Linked DNA regions of Homo sapiens: region 1 is linked to region 2. The links are chromatin contacts, found by Hi-C or POLR2A ChIA-PET in ENCODE. All regions are on one chromosome and are shown on one strand. Each heading gives the region's core, a stretch centred on a gene start or an enhancer-like site at or near the end of the contact. The rest is flanking DNA. Distances are from core to core; before and after follow the strand shown.

The links. Hi-C counts contacts between places; a loop is a spot of excess contacts on that map. ChIA-PET counts read pairs that join two places held with the same protein, here RNA polymerase II (POLR2A). Pooled maps may share reads with other maps.
Region 1: a pooled map shows a loop between it and region 2 (5-fold over the local background). The contact joins two enhancer-like sites. A Hi-C loop is called at or near these places in 18 of 168 maps with a recorded cell type or tissue (Caco-2, Calu3, HCT116 and 12 more) and 14 of 50 pooled maps. POLR2A ChIA-PET finds 5 or more read pairs at or near these places in 3 of 52 experiments (H1, HEK293 and WTC11).

Annotation. Positions count from the first base shown.
Region 1 is chr3:4,716,817-4,724,213 of GRCh38, forward strand. ITPR1 (inositol 1,4,5-trisphosphate receptor type 1) reads left to right here. Exons shown (of 62, transcript NM_001378452.1): 40 at 551-583. Among named protein-coding and RNA genes, the nearest start is that of EGOT, 31 kb to the right of the region's middle. RefSeq lists an enhancer at 2,098-2,598. Within about 2 kb of position 4,080, at least 24 of the 41 ENCODE cell types and tissues checked have a DNase peak (open chromatin) inside an H3K27ac peak, as active enhancers do; they include heart right ventricle, where a contact is called at or near this core.
Region 2 is chr3:4,651,409-4,657,919 of GRCh38, forward strand. ITPR1 (inositol 1,4,5-trisphosphate receptor type 1) reads left to right here. Exons shown (of 62, transcript NM_001378452.1): 11 at 715-810; 12 at 2,434-2,478. Among named protein-coding and RNA genes, the nearest start is that of EGOT, 97 kb to the right of the region's middle. Within about 2 kb of position 4,748, at least 4 of the 41 ENCODE cell types and tissues checked have a DNase peak (open chromatin) inside an H3K27ac peak, as active enhancers do; they include heart right ventricle, where a contact is called at or near this core.

The DNA.
Region 1 (7,397 bases), core at 2,830-5,329, 65 kb after region 2:
TCATCCTAGAGGGAATATAGTTTCCTTTAATCATCCACAGGACCAGGCTGGGGATATGCTGGTCTTATTAGCTGCTGAAGTTACAGCTGGTACCGTTTGAGCTTCTGACCCCCGACTGAGTCATAAAATGAAGCTAAGGAAAGAATTTTCTTCTAAACTGGGCTAATTCTACTCTAGTCTTTCACTCTACTCTTTCCCACCCTCTTCGGAAAAAAACATTGGGGAATTTGCCCTTGCTCCCAGCTCGGTTCATGTTTTCATGTCCACAAGCAAGCACACGGCTGTCTGCACATGTGGTTAAGTGACCTGCGAGGTCTGATGCCTGATATGTGAATAAAGCGTGGCAGCATCGTGTCCGTTTTGGTCCTGAGCAGATGTCACTGTGAGCTCTGGCCGTGTCCTAAGCGCCCAAGCCTCTTAGGATGGTTACCCATCTAGCAAGGCTTTAAGGAGAAACGTCAGCAATAAGAGTAAAGTCTATAAACTTGGCTGGCTTGTATTTCCTTTCCTAACATTTCCTTCTCTCTCTCTCCCCTTTTTTCTTTTCCAGCTAATTTCCATTGATGAATTGGATAATGCTGAGGTCCTAATTTTGTTGTTTTTTGTTTTTCATGTCTCATGGTGGTGTTTCCGTGACACCTTCCCAGTTAGCCCTGTGATCCTTCCTCTAGTCTCACAGCGTCGAGTATCTGGCTTTGTGTGGTGTGCCCTCTGGGAGTGAGTGGAGTCTGTCGTGTCTGTGTTAGCATTTCCCATGAGTTTGTTTGCCATTAGTCCTTGGAGATCTCATCTGAGTCTAGATGAAGACTTTCTAAACTGCAGTAAGATTTTAATTGTTCACTGTCTAAAATCTCAGCTGAATTTGTGGTTGACGCTGGCCATTAACCTATCTCTGAAAGTCAGTTTTGAAATTGGCCTAAAGAACTTCTCTATCTGTGAGTAAAGCATCTGATACAAAACGATACAACAGCATTGGTATAATTTGAAAGTAGTAAAAAAGGAAAACTCATTACCCTCTTGGTCTACGTATTGAAAAGTATTGAGTGTGAGAGTTCATATAAAACTTTTTTTAAGCGCAGTGTGAATTCCTACGTGCTAGTTGAGACTTTCCATCCGCAGGCTCACCGGCAAGGTTAGAAATGTCCTGTATCCATGGCTTCTCTTCTAGGAAAACTATGTATAGATCCAGAAATTGAATATCATCCAGTGGCTTCTGTACTTATATATCAAGCTAGTTTCCCGTACCCAGAATTACCATGGAGACTGACTAGTGGTCATTTTGTTTGGGATCTGGGGGCCTCTTGAATGTTTTCTGTTTTGTGCATTTCTTCAGTATTCCTTGCTGTATTTTTAGGTTGTGACACATGCTAGGTAAATGCTACCAGAAAATTTTAATTTGAGGAATTCATGTACATAATTGAGAGGGTTTCATTGGTTGGCAAATCAAGCAAACTGGACAAAAACTTAATTTGTCTTTTAAAAGTCACTTCTCTGATCTACTTCAGATCTCTGTTTCTTCTTTTAGTAGACCAACTAATGCCTTTAGATGAGATAGAGCTACCAAATAGAACATGCTGTCTACTCTAGTATCTACTCTAATTAATACACCGTAATTTCAGGAATACTAAGAAATGGTTCAGATATCCCTAAGGAGGGTTTGAATTACCAGCTTGAAACAGAAAGCAGCATGAGTGCTTATGTTGAATTTGGCACAGTTGCCTCCGGAATGGAGCTCAGAGAGGCTAAGTGACTGGTCCTAGCTCACACAGCTAGACAGTGACTAAATCAGGACAAACACGTGGCTGGCTTTCCTGATGTGCTTACTGTTCTACCACAGTCAATTCCATAAGCACAGATTTTTCCTTATATTAATTAGACGGGAGCAGGTGAGAGGGCCATGCCTTCTGGGAAGACTAGAAGGTGAGAAAAACAAAAGGGAGTGCACCAACTTAATTAACTGCCGTTAACTGCAGGGAATTTTGCCGTTTCCTGTTTAGCATTCCTTCTTCCGGGTTATTTATATGCCAGAAAAATCACTTCTATGCTGAATTTGATGTTGGCACCCTTTAAGACTCTTGTTTCTACGTAGAGTTGTAAATGCCTCACTGATTTAAATTTTTCCTCTGAAATATTGAGGTTGAGTTTCTATTTGCTTAAGTACAAATGAAGTCGGGAAAGGAAAACCTTCCCTAATCAGAGTCTGTGGTGTTATTAATACACTGTTTTGCCCCATAGTAATCAGTTGATGTGTTTGCTTGCTCAAGATAGAACTTGGGTCTCCTGGCTGGGAGTTTATTGCTCACTTATGGAAAGATTCCACAGTTGGAGCAGGTGTGTTTGTAATTATACTCTAGGAAATAGAATACTGTCTGTTTATAAAAGAGGAATGTTCTGGCAGCCACTCAGATTCTTTGAAAATTCCCTGAAGAAGCAACTGTGGATCCCCTTCTGCGTTGTTCCCCTGGCAACTGCCAGCGCTGGGACACCGATGCCCTGTCCCCAGCCCCTCAGGCTGGTGGATCTGGCCCTCTCAGCGGAGATGCCTCCTTGGCCTTTATAATTGATGCCGTTCTGGAAGCTACCACAGCTCCTGTGGTTTCTCCCCCACCAAGTCGTTTGCCGGTGTGTACTCCTGGAAACCTGCAGCCCACAGCTGGAGTTCTGCAGAAGCTTAATGAGAATTCGTGCTGGCCCGGGATTAAGGCAGGGCCTCACATCTGAACTGCGTACCCATGTTCCAAAGTCTAAATGTGGTGGGGAAGAGCCCCAAGGCTGTGTAGGGCCTGCCCAGTGGCCCACTGAGGAAGGGACGCCATGCTTTGATCATAAAGGCCACTTGATGTGCAATTAATGACTTGATAAAAAGTACAATGCCTACTGAGGCCCTGTCAGTGCTCTGAGAAAACAGGGTGAAATGAGGACACAGGTGTAGATTTCCTGCAAGAAAAGCGCATGGTATGGGGTCTTCCCCGCTGCATTCTAGAATAAAATTTTGTTTGAAACCAGGAAGAGGAGGGGTTGTTTGTTTTTTGGCAAGCAAAGAGGCAGGGTCTCCATCCTTACCCCCTGATTTTTCTTAATCCCCTGGGGCTGGGGCAGGGGGACAGATGGGGTGGAGGAGAGAGAGAAACTCCTCATGTTGTTGTACCTTCCGCTCAGAGCTGGGTGAATTGTTACACATGTGTACACCTGTGTAGCCGCCACCTAAATCAAGACACAGAATGTTTCCATCATCCCAGAAAGTTCCCTCCTCTAGCCATTCTTGGCTTGAAAGAGTTAACAGCTGGTGCTAAAGACATTCATTTATATGACTAATATTTGAGTGCCTGTTACGTCCAGGGGGATTTGGATACAGTGGTGCCCCAAATGGGCACAGTGTCTGCCATTCTGGAGATTACAGTTTTGTGGGGGGCAAAGGGACAATAATACAGATTCATGCAAGATGACAGCTCTCAGCTGTGAGACACATTAGAAAGGAGAAGCTCATGGAATCCGGGGACTTCTACCTAAGCAGGGAGGCCAGGTAGCGGCTTAGGAGATCAGGTGATGACAGGTGAGTGGCCCCAACAGGTAATCATGTGAATTGCTTTCCTATGCTTTAAAGTGCTGCACTAATCAAACGGATAGTTCCAGCGAAGTACTCCCGAGGTGGTGAGCAGAACAGTAGTCCACCTAGTTTTCATAGATGTGTCTGTAGAAGGGATTGGTGTGTTTAGAAAGCAGGTACTGTGGTTCAGTGGACGTGTCTGTTTCTACGTATTTGAGATGTGATTCCCACTGAATCACTGCCTCCTTGGAACTGTGGAATCTCTGGAGCCATTGGTGCCAGCTAGCAACTTTGCCCTCCTGCATTGCAACAAAAAAGCTAAATTCACATTCCAGCTACTCAGGGCGGCTGCAGCCTGCATATGTTAACTCCTCGACTTCTCCTACTTGAGCTGCTTCTGCCGGCAAAAGATGCCATTGTAAAATTCGAGGTAGAGGGGGAAACAGGAGAAACAAAGAGTGATTAAATTTCACCTTCAGGGGGCGTTCTCATGACGCCCAACCCAGGGTGGAGATGTCCTACTTTTTACATTGCTGTGAACTGCTGGGTTGGGTACCTGCCAGTGTTCAGGCAGCAGTTACATAAGAGCTGCTTTTTTTCCTGGAATTTAGGCTCACTGCTGATGTGTGACCTTCAGCAGTAATTGCCAATAAATGCAGTGGGGCTGTTTACTGTTAGACACTGGCAACCACAGAGCAAACTCAACTCAGAACATACAGAACCTATTGCAAAGTCAGTGGAGGGATATATATATATATATATTTATATATATTTATATATGTCTGTGTGTAGATACGTGTGTGTGCGTGTATATATATATATATATATATATATATATATGCATATCACTGAGATTATTCCGTAATGACTGAAGTTGTATAATTTGGTCATGTCAGAATGTGTTTTTAAAAAATGAACTTTGCTATTGGGTTCTGATGAGCTTGTCCTATAAACTGTAGGTGAAACCACATTGTTGGAGCTAAATAATTTTTGCTTAGTTCTGTTTCTAAAAACAAATAGAGTTAGTAAAGATAGTTGTCTCAGCAGATAGGAAGATTTAAAGTTGTTCTACTGAAATGCTAGATAACTTCTATTTTAGCTCAATTTTCTTTAAAGCTTTCTGTTTTCTTAGTGTGGGTTTTCAGAGGCTGATGCAGGATCGGGCCCAGCAAACATATTTGCAAGCCTGTTCACTGTTGGTCTCCTCTGAGGTTATGAGTGAGTGGAAAGGAACTCTGAAGACTGATTCGAGCGGCTGGAGATACAAATTGTCTTTGATTTGCTGATAACTAGATCTACGGTACAGTTACATTTTTTGAATTGCATTCGGTTTCTATCAGGTTAGTCATAGAAAGAGACATCCCATTTCAAAGGAAAATTCTAGAAGCCCCAGGGTAGGAAGGGGATTACTGCTGAGGGCAGTAGAAAACAAAGGGTATTTGCAGGCCGCGATCTGTGCTGGTCTGTGATAGGCACACATGAAGCGGATGGATGGATGTGCGTGGGTGCTGTTGTGCAGACACCAGAAATAGTCACCTTAGGAAGTCTGTGTGCTCCTTTTCATTTAAGAATGATAAAGTATAATTTCTTTCATTTGTAGTAGAAATTTGTCCCTTGATAAAATGCTGGGTACATTATGTGTTGCAAGTGAGTAGATCAGTGTCGCATATGCATATATTCAGTTACTACCCAAGGTACCATAATGAGGGCCTGATTCGTGGCCTCATCCAGGAAGGACACTTAAGATTCAGTGACTTGAGGTGCAGTTTGAATTTCTATTTCAAAGCCATTCATTGGGAGTCATTTTTCTATTAAGTTAGGTTTTGCTCACCTCGCCTAAAAACACTGGGAAGACAAGATTGCAGAGTAAATATGAAGAGGCAGTAGAGGGCACTAGTTGGTTTCTCAGTTCAAAACCAGAGCACATCAGATCACTATGAATCGCCTGCTGATGTGTGAGATTGGCCTTGACTGGAGGTGCCAGCGCCTGAACGCAGTGACTGGTCCTGGGACTAAGCAGGAATACAGAACATGGGAATTTCAGAGAGCCCGTGCCCTCAAAATGTTCCCCCTAAACACATGTTCAATGAGGGCTTCACCTTTCATGTAAAAAACGTGACAATAAAAATATAATTCCATTTATTCATTTACTAAACATTATCTTTTCCTTGGGGTATTATACATTGTATTTATACAGATCTTATTTGAACATATATATCCTATTAATATGCTTATATTTATTGAAATTACAGCTTATTGCCATAAAATAACCTTATCCTCAAGGAAACATAGCCAACATCCGCATTAGAAGGAAGTGCTAGTATAGGCTATGGGTGGTTTTACCGACTTAGATACCATGTATGGCCTGGCCCCTTCCATGCCTGGCCCATGGGTTGGATTATTTAGGGAACTTGCCAGCTAGATATTGTGAAATGAAATTTACTGAAAATAAACCAAGGATTAATTAGTATTTTAGTTAGAAGGAATCCTAAAGAATATTTGCAGCCATGTGTGGTGACTCACACCTGTAATCCCAGCACTTTGGGAGCCCGAGGCAGGCGGATCACTTGAGGTCAGGAGTTCGAGATCAGCCAGGCCCACATGGTGAAACCATGTCTCTACTAAAAATACAAAATTAGCTGGGTGTGGTGGTGCATGCCTGTAGTCCCAGCTACTCAGGAGGCTGAGGCAGGAGAATCGCTTGAACCCTGGAGGCGGAGGTTGCAGTGAGCCGAGATCATGCCACTGCACTTCAGCCTGGGAGACAGAGCAAGACTCCATCACAAAAACAGACAGACACACAAAAAAAGAATATTTGCTTTGTCCTCCTTGAGTAGGTCAGGAAGTGGATGCCCAGAGAGGTTCAGTGACTGGCTCAGGGCCACACAGAGAGCCAGAGCTAAACCCTGGATGAGCCATAGTCACAGGATGCTCATGCAGTGCTCTGGGGTTTTCCAGTCTATTCCACGAAGGGATCACATTGAAAAGTGTTTTTCTGGTTAGACACGATTCTTGAAGATGCAAAGCATCCTCTGTTTTCTCAAACGGCTTCGTAAAATTTTCAAGGGAAAAGACAGTTATTAATTTAAATTTAATTTTTGTTTTAAGAATTAATTAAACTAATTTTAGAACAAGCATGACAGCAGTTTAACAGAGGAAATAGTGTGTCAGTACAATCATAAAACATAATCCCTGCCGGGTGATTAAGAAATAGATATATACTACCTATTTCTATTCTGAAAGAATTCAAGATGCTTCTCTGGACAAAGAGAGCACAGGCAAGAGAATTCAAACAGACGACATACTAGTTCCATCTTTATTTTCTTTTGCTTTTGTTTTGATTGGCAAAGGGGTAAGAGGGTAGCTCCGTGCATTCCTATGGTGAATCCATGCCTATAATTCTTTTGTTCTGATCATATTGGATCAGTATAAAGGATGCTGTAGTGGGAGGGTTTCCCATGCAAATAGTAGAATATAATACTTCTGTCTATATCTCTGTCTGCTCTAAAATGCATGGGAAATTGCTTTAATTCTGCTTTTTCTCATATGTTCTTTTTGCACTAAGGGAAGATAGCAAAAATGTTTACACAGTTTTAATTCTTTAGCATACAGAATGTAAGGGTAGAGTTAAAAATGCATTCTTGGATTGTGATCTTTCTATCATTTTGAAAATACCTTTACCTGTGCTCTGCTTTTACTTTCCTTCCCCACTCATGTCCTTCCTACCACCAGCACTGTCCCTCCCCACCCCGAGCAGGAGGCTGCATGCTTCAGAGGGAAGTTTTCTCCCTGAGATTAGTGGAGTTGGACTCATGCAGGAAAGGTCGTCTGTCCAGAATTGAGTGAGCAA
Region 2 (6,511 bases), core at 3,498-5,997:
GGATTCTTCCTCCCTATGCTGCCATCCAGAGAGGACCCTCAGGTAGAAAATCAAAGCAATAGCCAAGCTGGCCTTGTTTGTTTCCCTATTCTCAGAGATCACCATTGTGTACCACCAGTTGTCCAACATGTGAACACAGTTGTTTGGGATATTTTATCCAGTTTTCTAGTTGTCTATGGCAATTTCATCTATTCTCTGCAGTGTCTAATTGTTTATGGCACCAACTACCACTGCTAGTTAACTCTGTCATGGCCAGAAGCTGATGTGACATTTATTTTTCTGATACATTGGCCCCGGCTCTGAGTTTCACATTTCAGAGCACAGGCCTGCGTGTGTGTTCTAGCACATGAGTACATGCGTAGATTGCTTTGACAGTTCTCCACGAAAGTCCTTTTTATTGGCTGTGCTTTTGGTAGGTAAATTTCAGAATCTGCTACTTCATTATGGCTAAGGCAAATAACCTGAAAACCACTGAAGTTTTTATTCCAACCATTGTATGTTAACTAGGAGACTCGATGCCTTCTTTGGAGAGACACTGCTTACTTTTCAGTTTGGATGCTACACGTGACACTGGCAATGGGTTTGTTGAAGATGCTGATTTTCTTTTTCTAGCTTATAAACATCCCTCCTGAACTATGACTTGTGATACCTCCGATTTAATGTCTTCCTAGTGTAGGTTGACATTTCATTGACTCCTGTTGATCATTCTTGCAGGTGGTCCAGCATGACCCATGTCGGGGCGGAGCAGGGTATTGGAACAGCCTTTTCCGTTTCAAGCATCTGGCCACGGGGCATTACTTGGCAGCAGAGGTAAGTAGCAGCTCCTGTGGTTTTCTCTTTCAAGGCTGACGCACCTCACCGCCTTTCCTCATTCGCCTGTAGCCGTCGTGTTGTAAAAGGCTTAGGGAAATACACTCAGTCACCTTGCTTTTCCTCCTGTTTTTCTGTTTCCTTCTGATTCATTTTCCTAGAAGACTCAAAAATGATTACCACATTTTGGTAGGTGACAGGGATGCTGATCAAGATGTGGGGAGAAAGTAAGTTAGAAGATCATGCCGATCTAGGTTTTCGGTATTATTTTCCATTTCGCTTTTATATACGACCCTCCCCACGTCTTGTCTACCAGCCCCACACCTAGCATGAGCGACTGAGGCTGCAGCAGAAACATGATATGTGGAACCGGAAGCACTAAGACGTATAAGGAATTAGATAATCTTATAAAGAAATTTGGCTACTCAGAGCATTAGTGGAATAGACAGTGGCTTATCTTTTACTTGTAGGAATGTCAAAAATCACGGAAATTAACTTTACCTTAAATGTCTGTGAAGGGGCCAGGCACAGTGGCTCACACCTATAATCCCAGCACTTTGGGAGGCTGAGGAGTTCAATATCAGCCTGGCCAAAATGGTGAAACCCCGTCTCTACAAAAATTAGCCAGGTGTGGTGGTGCACGCCTGTAGTCCCAGCTACTTGGGAGGGTGAAGCAGGAGAATCGCTTGAACACGGGAGGCAGAGGTTGCAGTGACCCGAGATCGCACCACTGCAGTCCAGCTTGGGTGACAGAATGAGACTCTGTCTCAAAAAAAATGTCTGTGAAGAGTTTTTGAGGAGACGAAAGACTCAATGCTGAAGGACAGGAGGAATTTACCTTTTAATTTTTGTATCAAATGAAGCAGCCATCCTACTGTGTGACATGTCGAGCTTTACTCTGATCTGCTGGGAGATGTATGATGCATATTTCTATCAGATTCTAGTCGTGCATCAAAAGACCCCCACTGTTGTCTGGGACCACCCATGAGACTACTGAGAGATTTCCAAGGTGATGGTGGGTGTCAGCACTGCTCCTGTGCCTGACCCGAGGAAGGCTGGCTCTTAAGTGTGCTCAGCCCCCCACGGTGCCTAATACATGAAGTGATGATTTTGATATATTTAAGAACTGAAGATCAAGAACTCCAAGTTCAAATTTGAGATAAAGCCATAGGGAATTACAGACCCAGCTAATCAGCTGTGAGAGATGATTTATGTGGTTTCCTGAAGACTAATGGTGGTGGCATTATCTGTCATGTTTTGAAGCTAATGTAGCTCTTGCTGGAGGCCTACATTTTTTATTTTTAGCTAAAAATAGGATTATCAGTGACTGTGTATTGATCTTTTATTCATCTCAGGCTTTTAACTATTGCTTTGCCAGTGAATTCATTGTCTTCCTCTGTCTATACTTGAGAGCCGTCTCTTGGTGACTGGTGGATGTTCCATGTGTGCTGTACCCATGTGACCTGTATCATTGTCGTGGCATGCTGGTTTTGTGAACAGAGGGAATGGACAAGTTCTTAGCTGTTCAAGGATGTTTGCAGGCCTTGAAGTCTCCTGCAAGTGGGGCCCAGTCCTTAAGAAAGCAATGGATGTTTTAATTTCCTAATGATTCTTTTTCATCAGGTAGACCCTGACTTTGAGGAAGAATGCCTGGAGTTTCAGCCCTCAGTAAGTATGGACAAGAGCCTTCTTGTCTTCATCTGGTAGGGTGCGGCCAAATGATCTGGAGCTCCATTTAAGAAACTGTCACTGTGGTCACGGAGTGCTGGGGAAGGAGGAACCTTAGGCTCCCTTAAAACACGATCATGTTCTGTGCTTCCCTTGAGAGGGACCATAGTCCTTTGTGTCTCGATTGGTCCAGGGACTGTTGTTGATGATGGTATTTCCATGTGTAGTAACGGGGTCTCCATTTCTAAGTTGGAGAAGTTCATGGTATCACTTGGAAGACTCCTAGGGTTGGAGACAGTGACACCTCATATGGAAGATGGTCTTTTCAAACCAATTGCCTTATTGCTGTTGACCTCAATCCATGACTCACACAGCTTTTTCAGGGAGTAAGTATGTGAGGTGGATAGTGTTACTGAGGCTATGGAGGTAACACATGAGGCTTAGTGCACCTGGCGTGTGATTAGATACTCAGCTAATCCGTCCTTGATTTCTGCAAGGTCAGAAATAGGCTTTAGTGTATAGGATGGTTTAGAATTTTAAGTGCAAAATGGCTCTTTCTCTGGAGACCATATCGCCAAGTAATGCTGATACGTAGACACTTTGGACTTCAGGTGTCCACATTTATGGGTTGAAGAAGGCAGCGGTTGTGTTACATGGAAAGGGTGGGTATAAGTAAGACAGTTTTCTTGTGGAGTGCTTGATTCTGGTCTAGGATTGAAACAGTTGCTCCTGTGTCTGACATGTGTGTCTACACGATGATCTCAGCAGTGGGCATGGAAGGTGGTATTGAGGGTGTTTCTTTCTTTTTTTGGCAAGATTTTGAAAAAGAAATGGAGGGATTTTCTTAAGGCACTTTAATGAAGGGAATTGGGTGAAGGGAATTCAAATTGTAATTGTCCTTGGAAAGTGTTGTGAATTCTGCTGTTATGGTTATCCTTCTAGTTATGTCTTGGTGAAATGTTGGCTTTGAAAGACACTCTGACTGAGGCCTTCCTGCTGTGGGTTTGTGGATTTGCTGGGGAGCCTCTCCTCCCTTTTGTGCTCCTTACTGGGGTACCCGAGGCTCACCTTCCTTTTTTTCATCCTTGTCACCCCTATTTCTAGAGTCCATTTTGAAAGCTTTGCTTCCACAGTTAATATGGCTTGGAAAACCCTGACCCAGTTTAACCCTCTGTCAGTGCATGAGGAACTCTGTGGTAAAACTTCTCTGCATCATGTTCATGTTGTTATTGTTTGAACACTTGGACTGGGAGGGACGTCATGTTTCACAGGATGGTTCTTGTCCTTGCACCTTCTTTATTTCAAGAGAAGGAGCTGCCTCTGTGTGGCCAACATCTGGTGGTCTCCATGCTGCCGTCTGTGGTGACATGGAGGAAATCTTACCTCTGAGATTAGGCAAGCTGTGGATCCTTTCGGTGAGCGCTGATGTCCAAGTGAACTTTGTGCTCTGGCGGGTAGAGGGCTGCTCTCCTGGCCTCCTGGTACAGGAGGGAAGACTGGCATTTATGGTGCAGGAGGAAGAGTGCAGTTTAAATACCAGACCTACCATTTATGAGCTGCTGTGTGACCTTGGACAAGTTACTTGCCCTCTCTGAGCCTCAATTCCTTCATCTATACAAGTGGCATTTTTCAGGTTCTCCCAGATCATTAGCATTTTTAGTGCCTTTGCGTCCACCAGGTTGTCTGGGCTGCACAGCAGTGTATAAAAGGAGTTAGGGTGGGTTTTAGGATCTTCCTGGTACAGAGGAGGAAGCAGCCGTTGAGAGTGGTCCAGACTCATCCCCCATCTCAGGCTCCCTCAGAGTTCAGTGGTCTTTTGACGTTTTCGTGCTTTTTGGCGTCAGAGAGGCGGATGTGCCAGCAGCCTTGGGTGCAGATCTAGACTGCATCACTCTGGCTACTTCGATGTTGATTGGGGGTGGGCTGCTTGCAGAGGAGGGGTGCATGGAGAGGGGATCTTACCCGACGCCCACACGGCCAACAGCACAGATCTGCCCGGTGGCAAGGTGTTAGTACTGGGAGGACCCCACCCCCCTCATACTCTTCTTGGTTTGGAAACTTGGATGGAAAACCTCGAATTTTTTTGAGTTGATTGGTTTCCCTAAGAACAGCTTCAGTGCCTGTGGTTTTTGCCTCGGACCTCACTTGGCTTTGTTGTGCTCGTCCTTCTAAATTCAGCACCCTGAAGACACTTGCTTGGTGCCAGAGGGAGAAAAAGGACCACCAGAGGCTCCCGCTCCTCTGCCAGGCTTCTGCACATGTGCCTTTCTTTCCACTAGGTGGCAAGCGCCGACTGCACAATGAAAGGATGTCAGGACGCTGCCTCTCAGTCACTTTTCCAGACACAGTGGACGTAATGCAATTGTGATTTTCCTCTCAACTCCCACAGGTCTCTGAAACTTAACTGCCAGCCTGTAGCTGAGTCCTGTGTCTCAAACCATAGCCAGGTCAGAGTTTATTTTGAAAGTGGCATGTGGAGTAATATGCCAGATGGTTCGGAGAGAACAAATGTTGCTCAAAGTTCTTACTCCTAAACTGCAGTTGTAGAAGTGTTCTGTCACTGTCCAGGTAATTCTTCCTTTAGCGTAGATAGAATAAAGGGTCTGGGGTTTGTGCAAGTAAAGGGATGAGCAATTAGAGGAGAAATTGTGAGAAAGGGAAGAGATACAGGTTTTGGATATTAAAAGAACCTTTTTTAAAAAAACACACATAGAGGTTGGGGGCCGCAGCTGAACTAACAGGCTATTGCCCTGTGCTCCTGCATTTCAGGCCCCGTAAGAGTTAGATTCTCCCAGGCTCTCTCCTTTGCCTTTGATTTGATTTCCGTTTCTTGATTCTTTTGTTTTCCTGGTGAAGTCTCCTTCCTCTCTGTCTGGAAAGGGGGCAGAGCTTCAGCCTAAGAAAAGCAGGCTGTAGTGACAAAGAAAATGTGCTTCCTCAATAGATGCAGGTGGAGGCTGTCATCCTGCAAGGATGTTAGACATGGAAAATCACGCGATGTAGAGTTGCCGGGCTGAGCGCGAGCTGGCCAGTCTCTTCTGAGCAGACTCCTTGTCTAAGCCCCCTCCTTGAATATCTGTAGGCAGATGGGCTTTGGAGCCTAGAATATGCTTTTTTAGTTTCTCAGGAAAGTTTTCATCATTGTTCCTCAGCCTTCGCTATCAGAGATTTTCTTCGCTCTCAGCCAAATCCCTGATGTCTCAGGAGAGGCCCGTCTTCCCTGACCTGTCATCAGCAGCCCTCTCAATTAATGCTGGACATCTTTTTCAGGGCTACGCTGACTTCTCAAATATTTCTTTTGGCTGCGTTGGGGTTGCTGCTTACGAACACTTGGATTCAGGTTTATTTTGTTTTAGTTTTTCTCCTGGGAAGTTGCTATATCATATTGTGAGTAGACAATTATCACTGTAGATGAATCCAGCTGCCCACAACCAAATCTGCAGGATGAGTTTCCTCAACATCCCCTCTCCCCTAGCTCCTGCGGATGGATGTACCTAGAGTTTTTTTTTTGTTTTTTTTTTTTAATCATCTGGAGCACTCCTTCCACGGTCATCTCTTAGTGTAACTGCACGTTTTTGAAAGATTTTTTTTTTTTTTTTGAGACAGAGTCTCACTCTGTCGTCTAGGCTGAAATGCGGTGGCGCGATCTCAGCTCACTGCAACTTCTGCCGCCCAGGTTCAAGTGATTCTTCTGTTTCAGCTTCCCAAGTAGCTGGGATTACAGGCGCCTGCCACCACGCCCAGCTAATTTTTGTATTTTTAGTATTGACGGGGTTTATATTGGTCAGGCTGGTCTTGAACTCCCGAACTGAGGTGATCTGCCTGCCTTGGCCCTCCCAAAGTGCTGGGATTACAGGTTTGAGCCACTGCAGCCAGCCTGGGCTAATTTTTTGTATCTTTAGTAGAGACGGGGTTTCATTATCTTGGCCAGGCTGGTCTTGAACTCCAGACCTCGTGATCCACCTGCCTTGGCCTCCCCAAGTGCTGGGATTACAGGTGTGAGCCACCGTGCCCGGCTGGAACATTTTTATTG